2 separate regions of the Mus musculus genome follow, and region 2 is linked to region 1. Evidence: chromatin loops called from intact Hi-C (ENCODE). Cell type or tissue: gastrocnemius. All regions are shown on one strand. Links, peaks and the distances in the headings refer to the core of each region. The heading gives the core; the rest is flanking DNA. Region 1 has its middle 5.1 kb from the start of Gm26040. Region 2 holds the start of Pld1 (phospholipase D1).

Region 1 (5,377 bases), core at 168-5,167:
ATACCTTTCCTCACCTGCCTAGTCCCACAATGCTTTTCACCTGCCAAGTCCCACAATGCTTTTCACCTGCCAAGTCCCACAATGCGTTTCACCTGCTAAGTACCACAATGCTTTTCACCTGCCAAGTCCCACAATGCATTTCACCTGCCAAGTCCCACAATGCTTTTTCACTGCTTTAACACTGTGAGCTTTAGAAGTTTGAAGGAATTGATACTATAACTGTAGAAGACACCGTAAAGATCTACCTGTGAGGGAGAATCCTCTCTTCATGGGATGCCAAAGGAGCAATGGGAGTCTTGTTTATAAGAAGGTTTATAGAAGAGAAAATCGGGGGAGGGGGATTGTTTGAGCTTCTACAAACTGGAGATGGGTGGAGTGTTCAGAACAAAGCAGGGGTCATCCTGGAAAAATACTGGCAGCTTTGATCTTTCTCCTTGTCTAGAGCAAGGGGAAAGGGTAGTCTTCAATGAGTCTGCTCTGTGTACTTTAGTTAAACAACACTTTCAACATGTGTGAACAAGCATGAGGGGTTATTCAGATGGCAAAAAATACAAGCCTTGAATTTTGTGATTTTTACACCCATGTAAAAATAAATTCCCTTTCCCTATCGAGTTAACTGTGGACATCATAACTACTTAAGGGGAGTGACCAGAGACTATAAGGATGACAACTTGGCAGGAAAAAAACAACCTCAGTAATATGGGCATTTTATGTAAAGTTCTGTCTCTGTAGGGTTTTTTAGTGCTTCCTGGCCTTATAACAACTAGAGCTTTTAATACATCTTGGGGATAGTGACTCATTTAAAGAAGACACTTCCCCTCTCCAGGAGAATAGGGGAGAGGTTGAGGGAGAAGACGAGGGTTTTGAGCCATCCAGAGGATAGGTATCCATGACTTTCCCAGAGAGCATATCTGTCTTTGCGTGGTTCCCACGAGTAATTGTGGAATAACTCCCTGGAACCCAGATTAGAGGGGCCACCTGGTACCGCTCAATTGTTGGACAGTTGGTCTGGCATGATTGGGACAGTCCTTGTAGTGTGTCATCCATCAAGGCGGCTAGGAAATGACATTATAAAAGGGATTTATTGTCAACTGGTTTTTTGAAATATATATTAAAGTGTCAAGGAGCTGCGATACTCAGTCTTAGCTGTAGTCAGTGTTTGGTGGCTTCTGCTAACTCCCAGGAGGACCTGCGTGAGGAGAACAAAGAAAATCGACAAAAGCTCTAACTGAGACTGTCCTTCATAGCCACCGTGCAGTCCCTACTGGGGCATGACAAGTAACAGGCACTCGGTTACAGAAAGCAGCCGCCCAGCCAGTGAGCAGAGGTATAGAACGCAGAAGCTAGTTCTCCAAACCTTGGTACCAGCCAGAGGTAGGGCCCTGTGGTGCAGCCTCTTGATGTGTTGGCCAGAGCCCTTAAAGCCTTGCCTTGGTTCAGGGCTGAACCAATTGGCTGGAATCCAGGTCAGGCTATGCCACTGGGGAGGCTGGGAGCGGCACTGCACTTGGCACGTTGTCCAAGATCACTGGGCTAGGCTGCAGCCTAGCTCGCTCAGGGTTCCTGTTCAGGCCTGTGAGCCTTCTCTGGCCTGTGCTGGTGCCTTAAGGACATCTTTTTGTCAATGCTGCAAGAGGATCTCTATGTTTTGGGGGTGGTCACTCAGGAGGCTCATTTTCCCAAGTTTCATAACCAGGCAGATTTTTCACATTTAAATTTCTGGGTCTACCCCACAAGGAGAATATCTACAAACTCACAGAGCTTCTTAGGAAAGTGTTATCATCTACTCCAACCTGTGTCCTAGGACAAGGCCTTTATAGCTGCTCCCGCTGCTTTGAAACAGTCTTTCTAAGAAGGAAGAGGAGGAGTGGGGGGAGGAGGAGGAGGGGAGCTAAAGAAACTCACAGGAAAGTTCTATGTCTCTCGAGGACCACACAAGTTCGTAGCTGACTCCCCACACCTTCTAGTGCTTATGTGAGTGTATGGGTGCTGGGGAGAGTAGACCCTTCCACGGAGATGCCAGCAAGTTGTACAGAGACTGGTAGAGTTCTGTTTCTTTGGTCTGCTATTACCCTCTCTGCCCAGGTGAATAGGCCTTTCTGTGCATGTCTCCAGAAAAGTCAGGACAGCAGAGTCATAAGACATTTGTTTCAGTCAGAAAAGGGCAGATGTAGCTCTGCCTAGGGATTGGCAGTTGGACACTGAAGCAAGGTTTAAATCCTCCTCCTTCCCCTTGGACCAGCCACAAGACAGTCAATAAATAGTAGTGAACCCTGACCTAGGTCTAGGGAGAGTCTACCATTCACTTCCCAGACTCCCCACTCCTGTTCTCCAGACTCTCCCCTCTCATTCTTCCCTCCACCTCCCTCTCCCTCCCCCCAACCCCCAATCCCTGTTACCCTCTCTTCCAAGGTGCTCTAGCCAAGGATATTAACAAAGAGGCAGGAGCTGAGCTAGGCAGGCCCTTCCTCTGCAGATTCTGGGACTTGCTGTGGCTGTCAGGCTTCTCTACTGTTGTGATTGTTTTTGTTTTTGTTTTCTTCCTTCATGGAACTGGATCGCTGCTCTGGTGTCATTTGCTTCATTGCATTGCAAGAAAATGATGTCATACTGTGGGGCCCTGGTCCATTTCCCAGCTTCTAACCTAAGTCTCCTGACCTTTCTCATCTGCCTGCTCTTGGAGAAAATGAAACACATTGAAGCATACAGGTCAGCAAACCTCAGGAAGGCCTCTGCGCCTCCAGGATGGGCAGGAACGTTAATGACCCCCACACAGCCTTATCTGGTTGTCACATGGCAAGGACCCCCTGCCTGAAAAATGGGGGAAGGAATGGCTTCGGGTTGTGCTTGCAGTTTCCTGGCAGAAGCCTTTCTTCCCTTACGGTGGCTTTAATTACTAGTGTCGGTGTTCAGTGTAATTCTGGCTCCTCCCATGGTTTCTGCTCTTTGTACTAAAGTCTGTCCGAAAACTTAAATCTTACACGCTGCACTTGTGTCTTCTTGTCTGAGGACCGGTGAGCCCTCAGCATGAGTGACATTATGGAATTACTTCCTGGCATGTCAAAGGCTGAAACTGCCCCGTCTTTCAGGATTGTGGAGAGCCAGGCTTGGACTGGATCGCTGCTCTGGTGTAAGTTTTCCTCTGCCAGGAAACCAGTGCTTGCGCATCATTTGCATACAGCCAATGAGAGCCATCTACTGTTCAGAGGAGGTTTTGGAGCTTGTATGACGACATCCTGGAAAAATCTCAGCTGGGGAAAGGCGACTTTTCCCCCCTCTCCCTAAGCCCCATCTTAAATAGTTTCCTTCCCACAGCCCATATGTCCACATTCAAAGTAAGAAACCCAGCCCATTCTCCTGCCCCGGCCCCTGTCCCTAGCTCAGGAATCTCGACAGCCACACAAAACTGGAAATTGGCTGTTTAAAACGAAGGTGCCATATTCGTTCCAGTCTGTAAACTAGACATTTTTTGGCACACAGCGCTGAAGAATTAACCCTTTGATTTCTCCCAGACAAGGGCACAGTAAAATGCCTGTTCTTTTCTTTGTGACCAGAATGGCAAACACCAACCTGTTGCAGTTCTTAACATCGTGAATGGGGTTCTGGTTAACCTAAGGCATATACGATTGTGCTATTTCACATAATTCCGCGAAAACTGGATAATGTTCAGGTTTCTGAAACTGTACACATTTCCCCCAGATTTTCTTCCCTCAGTTCTAGAAAGCAACTATTGGACTGTCCATGTCTTTGAGGGTGTGGTAGCACCCAGAGATCTGGCTTGTTGGTAAAATGTCTGAAGGTCAGCTTTAATTATTTCAGCACTGAGTGGGACACAAGAAAGCAAGATGTAGGTGCATGAATAAGCAGGGTGCCCCATACTGAGGGGAGAGCTTAAATGTTATTAACTCGGACATTATACTAACAAGTCCCTACGTGTGCAATCACCAGACCACGGCTAGAAATCTTATCGTTCCATTACGGGGCAGATAACAGTGTGGTGATCGAAGACCCGGGGCCTGGGAGACTTGCACTGGATTGCTAGATAGCAATGTTTCAGCCCTGTGCCCTTGAAGAAGTCACGAAGCCTCTCCCAATCACAGATATCAGATCTGCAAAATGAAGGTGTTTATGTCTTATGTCTGAAGTGTTATGTCTAAAGTGTTTACTCTGAATGTGTCCGTTTTCAGATGAGTGGGATCCATACTGACTGATGTTTGAAGACATGTACTAAGTGTGTGGAACGAAGCTCGAAGCCTTGAACTCTTACATGATGCGTCTGTGTGATGTGTACAGGTGTGCATGCACCACACTGCATGCGTGAAGTCAGAGGACCAAGTTGTGGAGTCAGTTCTCTCCCTCCCCATCAAATGGGTTCAACAGAACTGATCACAGACCTGGCTGTTAGAGTCCAAGCTGCACCACCGGGCTTTTTGTTATACGTTGAATCCCATTGATTCTTTCAGCAAGACTGAGTTAGCAATTCTGATGATCCCTATTTGACTAGGAGGAAATTGAAGTCTGTCTTAAAATGGAAGAGGAGGAAGCTTCCCTGCTGATTTGAAAGCCCAGTTGAGTTTCTGACTCAGAATAACCGTGTGTCGGACTGTAATGGGTAGCAGCAGCAACCTGGTGGGACAATTCCCTGAGACCTCAGAAGACTCTCAGTTTGTACAGTTTCCCAAGCATGCTGATGGTCCTATGAGTGGTCAACGACTCAAACCCACCGCACTGAGCTGTGGAGAGCCACAGACATAAGGCCAGGACTAGAGACTCTAGGAAGCACCTCTCTGATGCATCTAAGAAAGATGTCTCTATTGTAGTCAGCTCACTGCCACGTGGAGTGTCTTCCTGAGAATCAGCATATAACGGCCACACAGTTCTCAGGGATTTGAGAACTCAGCCTCACATGTATCCAAGGTTCCTTCCAACTACAAACTGGTTTTTGTTTGTTTGTAAGGTTGAATTTTTTTTTGTATTGTACCTTTAAAAAATACTTATGTGTCTGTGTCAGTGGGCAGTCAGAACAGTATGCATGTGGAAGACAGTAGACTGCACGCAGGAGTCGGATCTCTCCTTCCACCATGTGGGGCCCAGGGATTGAGGCCGAGTTGTCAGGCTTGGTACAAGTCTCTTTACTGGCTGAGCTGTCTTGCAGGTCTTCTGACTGAATTTTTAAGACACCTCATCATACTCCAGTCTAACCTCAAATTCACTATGTCGGGGAGATGGCCTTAAACTCCTGATCCTCCTGCCACTACCTGCAATGTACCAGAATCTCAGGTGTCGCCCTCACACCCAGTTTTATGGAGTGCCAGGGATCAAACCCATGCCTCACCCATGCTATAGGCAAACTATTCTACTAATGAAGGGACAACCT
Region 2 (5,377 bases), core at 75-5,074, 76 kb after region 1:
GTCCCCAGTACACTGTAAGTAAGTCACCCACCCAACTTTATATTAACAAACAATTTAGCTTTTCTTCCATGCTATGAGTTGAGGTAAAATGCTCAGTTTTGTACATTAAAAAAAAGTATTTTTTCATTAAAATTGTTCCTCTAAGGGACTATAAAACTTTGTATTTTTGCAAAAATAAAGGTGCAAACATTATAAAGTAAACCTATATTCAGAAGAGAAGATGAAGTATTGAACATGTTTAGAAAAAAAATCTTGTGTGATCAAACTGCACATTTGAGATGTATTTCTATATTAGCTATTTTTCTCATCGCTATCACTAGCTGAGGAGCAGCTATAGAGAGGAAGGGTTCTTTTGGGCCACAGTGTGAGGTGTACAGTCCATCCTGGCAGGAAAGACCTGTGGCATAAGACTGGGGCAGCCAGTCACAGTGGCCTAATCTGGCTGATAATGAAGATTAAACACCACACGACTTGAGATCGAGACAGGGTTTCTTAGTCTGACCCGCCCCAACTCCAGTGTCTACCTCTGTAGGTCAGGCTGGCTCAAACAGGAGGAAACCCTCTTCTTGGTCGTTTGTTTTTCTTGACACCCCTGAAAAGAAATAGCTATCACAAACTCTCCAAGGAGTGTAACAATGATCTACAGGATTCTAGTATGTCTAAGATGCGTGTTCGCTAGGGCTTCACTTCCCTGTGGGGTGGTGACCTGTGGTAATCTTTTCACTTTCCTACCTTTTGGGGCAGAATTCCAGTCATTGTATGATAGTTGTCTTATTTATAATTACAATAGTAACAGAAAGACCTATTGTTATGTGTTGATGCCAAAAGTTTCAATGACGACTTTTAAGAAATCAGGATGTAATTTGTACAGCCTGGTGCTTCTCAACCAAATGTCTCACACCATCTAAAGACAAGCTTGTAAGAGTGCGGTTACTCCTAGGCACACACTTATCAAATCATCTGAAATTAATAAACTGGAGGAAGGGAGGAAGGAGACATATGCAGCTTTTCAGTTACTTCCTTGTTATATAGTCTTGCCAAACCCCTCTTAGGCAAGACCCTGTTTGCTCAGAAGGCTGTGCATATAATTGCAAAAATCTGTCAGAATCATAGGATTCAAAAGGCATCAATTATTTCTGTCAACAAGGAAAGAGTGACGGCTGCCCGACTCTGCAATCATTAGGAAAGATGTGCTCAAAAGAGAAGAATGCAGTCAGGGAGGGCTGGGCAGCTCCAGGTTACTTGAAAACTGAGCCCCGCGCTATAATTTCACTCCTCCTCTGTCTGGACAGAAATATTATATTTTTCATTTCATGCAGTGCCATGGGCATGGTAAGACATTATGTAACTGGGTCTGTCTCACTGTATAATACTCAATAAACAATTTCAAAAGACCAACAGCATCAGCAATTTGATGTACAGGAAACTAACTGTTGCATCTTTGGGTTTTGGCTGGAAGCAGTGTTGTGCAACCAGTTTTGGAACTGACTTGTGTTCAAAATTATATTCCCAAAGGATTGCTATTCACACCACCCAGCCACTGGATTTCCCTTGATGACGACTCTCTTAAGTGTATTAAAACGGCAAAGTTACTGTGCGGACAGTTCCATCGGGGTAATGGGACTTTCTCGTTCTCCTCCCATTTTATTTTTACTTTTCTCTCTAACATTTCTGAATTAGACCCAGTACTGATGGCAAGTGGGAGTGAGAAGTGTGAGGGCGATGTGTGACTGAGACAGGAGGATCATGTAGTTTGAGTTCTACCTGTTCTTCATGGCCAACCAGGTATACAGCAGAGACCTAACTTCAAACTAACCAACCGAACACTCGCCACAACACACACACACACACACACACACACACACACACACAGAGAGAGAGAGAGAGAGAGAGAGAGAGAGAGAGAGAGAGAGAGAGAGAGAAGGGGGGTCTGGGGGGACAAGCACGGGCAGTTTTGGGGACTGAAGAGATTGCTGGCTCCAGCAAGCTTAGGGTCAGGCTGGTTCTTTACTTGCCAGCCTCAGTTTCCTTATAAACAGGCAATAACACCTACCAAGACCTACCCGTGGGATTTGCAGGAAGGCCACAGTTGACCTCTACAAAGCCCCTAATTAAGCAAGTCACTTCAGGGCAGGAATATTTCACCAGTTGGCTCGCTGTTGGCTTGTAACTTGCGGGCCAGTCTTGGACAAGGATTGGGCTCAGAGACCAGGGAAGTGAACTTGGTAAGAACAACGCCTGCGTGCGCCCCTGCGCCCCGCGGATAACTGTGGCTGAGTTAGGACACTTGGACAGAAGAAAGTGTTAGAACCGAGGCATGGAGGAAGGCCGGCGGCAGAGGCTGTCACCGAGGCTGGCCGGCGCCGCCCCGCCCCACCCTGCAGACCGGCCGAGTTCCGGGCGGCGAGTCCCAGCGCCCGCCCTTCTTCCGCGGCCCCAGCTGCGCCAGCTGCGCGGGGACCCCCGAAGTCGCCGCCGCCGCAGAGTGTGTGCCCGCGCCCCAGGCCCGCAGGTAGGAGCTGCCGGGGCCAGGCTTGCGGGACTTCTGAGCCCGCAGGACGTTCGCGGTCCTCGTGCTTCATCCCGCCTCTCTTGCCCCTCTCACCAGCCCTGTCCCTGAAGTTCCCTTGGGAACCCTGGAGTCCCTCCCATAGTCTTAATTCCTGTAGTGTCTGCGCTGGCAAGAGCCGCGCGCACACTGACCGCAGGCGAGGACCGCTACCCTGAGAGCAGAGCCGGGTCAGCTGCTGATGTCCTAGCCCCACTCCACTCTCAAGTCCCTGCAGATCCGGGGCGTCCTCTGTAGGATGCACCCCACCCCACCTCCTCGGGTCCCGGGCTCAGTAGATTTGTTCGCTCCCGCTAGATCGTCCCGCGCTCCCTGAGCTCCTTAGCACTGTGGGCTGACCGGGATGGCGACAGCACCAACATCCCGGACCAACCAGGAAGTGCTGCATTCCAGTGGCTTAGAGTCCAGCTGAAGCACAGTGCCGGGCGCCGAGCCACACAGCTGCTGCCTCGGGGCCAAAGATGTGCTGTGCTGAAGTGGAGGAGGGACAGGGGTAGCAATTAAAAGAAAGGCCTGTGTTAGGCAGTTGCTATTTTAGCTCCGACCCAAGATGTTTGGGACTGACTGTTCCGGGTCAGGGAGGGACCTTAGGAGGTCTCTAAGCCATGGGACGGTTTGTTTGAAACAGTCTTCTGTAGCTCAGGCTGCACTCAAAGGCTATGTAGCCAAGGATGACATTCCTGGCCCTCCTGCTTCCATCTCTTAAGTACAGGTCAAGACTTAGAATTTGGCCAGCCCTTTCCCCCATACCCTAGGGCTACCTGCCACGCCTACGTTTGCCTTCCTCACCCCCGCCTCCCAATCTCAGATCACTGCCAGCGGCCTTCTTTCATGAAGCTCAAAACATAATCTTAAGGACCACAGGAGCTTCTGCATTCGACCATTTCTAGATCTTTCCACAGGACGAAGAGCGCTCTTAGACAGCCAGGCCCACCAATTTCAGCTTAGCCAACTCCTTATGACCTTCCCAGGGCCTCTGGAGACTAGCTACCCAGGAAATTCAGAGAGATATTCAGAAGTCCTGACCTGTCAGAGGTGCTGTCAAGGAAGCCTGACGGGTGCAGAGAGCCTAGTTTGAACTAGTCTGTTATGCCTACTTATGCAAGAATCTCTTTCCATAGTACGTGCTTTGTGGCCCACGAGTGAGTTTGTACTCAACTGTTTAGCTTGAATTTGTAAGCAGCCTTTAAATGGTGTGTGGGGACCTTTTAAATGGTTATGTAAGCGGGTATCTGAATTTTTATGAGCCAGTACAATTAGCTTTTCAAATAAATAGTGCGAGTGGAGAAGGTTTTGAGGAGATGGTGTCCTTGCTGTGTTGTTTCTGGCATCAGCGTTTTACACACACTGGTGTTAAGTTCTCTACAGGCTCATTTAGGTTGATTGATTTACTGATAACTAGATGAGTACTGCCTAGTTAATGGACAGCCTGCTCATCAGACCTTTACCGAGAATGCATTTGTGTATGGTCTTAGTATGTAGTATGAATGCTCTTATGCAACTCTGTATGAGAAAAGCATTACACTGACAATTCACCTACCTCTAATTTCAACATGTTTTAAGGATTTATTTTATTTTTAATGATGTGAATATGCTGGCCTGGGTGTGGGTTATGTGCATATGGTGCCTAAGAAGGCCAGAAGAGGCTGTTGCTCAAACTGGGCGCTGTGAACAGGACTCAGATGCTAAGGAAAGGCAGGATGTGCTCCTAATGGCTGGGCCATCGCTTCAGTCCCATTTCTACCCTTTTTCATTTTTTTTTAATTTTAAGTTTTATTTTTATTTTATCAAAATAGACACGTAACTTTGCCATCTTTACAATTTAAAAATAGATGTTTGATCGCACAGCTCTGCCAGTGTGCTACCATCTCCCCCCAGTCCATTCCCAAAGGACTTCTCGACTTCCTTACAAGGTTTAGTAACACTTATTAATAAAGACTGCATTGCAAGCTTCAGTTTTCTCACTGAGTAAGGTTGGATTCTTTTCACAGAGCTTTAAAGAAATTTTATATAGTCTCTTGTATGACCCTGGATGGAACTCACTCTGCTGGTGGCGATTCCTATGAATTATCCATCTTTCTGCCTTTGCTTCTACCTCCCAAATGCTGGAAGTGTAGGGCTGCATTATCATCCCCAGCTCAAGAAAGACACTTTTTTTTCTATATAGCTCAGGCGAGCCTCTCTTTAACTCGCTGGGTTGCAGAAGGTGACTTATGCTTTTGAACATCCTGCCCCCACCCTGACCTAAGTGTTGGGACCCCATGCACACACCAGCATACCTGGTGTTGTGTTGTACATGTTAGGGGTGCACGTGACTAACTGAGCTACATTGTCAGCAAGAAATGCACTTTTAAAGAGCACACATAGAAGGCATAGCCAGATAGGGGGCGCCTGGTAAGTTTTACCTCCATGGGTTGAGGAAGCTTATGTGAGGGTCAGTTGGTAAGCTGATTGGGAGTTGTAGTGGAAACACTTTGCGAGTTTAGCTGTCTAGAGGTACAAACAGAGAAGGGGTTTATTCTTAGTGTTCCCCCCTCTGGATATGTAACAAACAAACAAACAAACAAACACAAACAATCTCAATGTTGTCCCCTTTAGCCGTACAATAGTACCAGGCAACACCATGAGTGAGCCCAGCTAAAGACATGTTTCCAGTACCCAATGACCTTTCTGATCAAACAAGTTTCTGGGTTTAGCAATTTCTTCTCCTCCCCAGCCATATGCTAAAGATCAATGGACCGAACACATGAGATATGGGTCTTTAAACCTGTAGTTAGATTGAGTCATTGTATACAGGAGAAAGGCTGG

Evidence for each region. Hi-C counts contacts between places; a loop is a spot of excess contacts. Peaks named below come from ENCODE experiments on the same cell type or tissue, not always from the same donor. Only the 100,000 strongest peaks of a DNase experiment are listed, where the experiment ranks them.
Region 2: a loop joins it to region 1, with 2.1 times the contacts of the local background. A loop is called at or near these places in 6 of 42 quality-filtered maps.

What each region holds. Positions count from the first base shown.
Region 1 is chr3:27,860,337-27,865,713 of GRCm38, forward strand. No RefSeq gene overlaps it. Among named protein-coding and RNA genes, the nearest start is that of Gm26040, 5.1 kb to the right of the region's middle. In gastrocnemius, for the core only: a CTCF peak has its summit at 3,196 (motif pointing left); DNase peaks (open chromatin) are centred at 1,479 and 3,158; H3K4me3 peaks cover 1,177 bases; H3K27ac peaks cover 1,541 bases.
Region 2 is chr3:27,936,239-27,941,615 of GRCm38, forward strand. It overlaps Pld1 (phospholipase D1), which reads left to right and starts at 2,442. Exons shown (of 27, transcript NM_001164056.1): 1 at 2,442-2,512. In gastrocnemius, for the core only: no CTCF peak of the experiment used is centred there; DNase peaks (open chromatin) are centred at 2,431, 2,717 and 2,915; H3K4me3 peaks cover 2,152 bases; H3K27ac peaks cover 4,125 bases.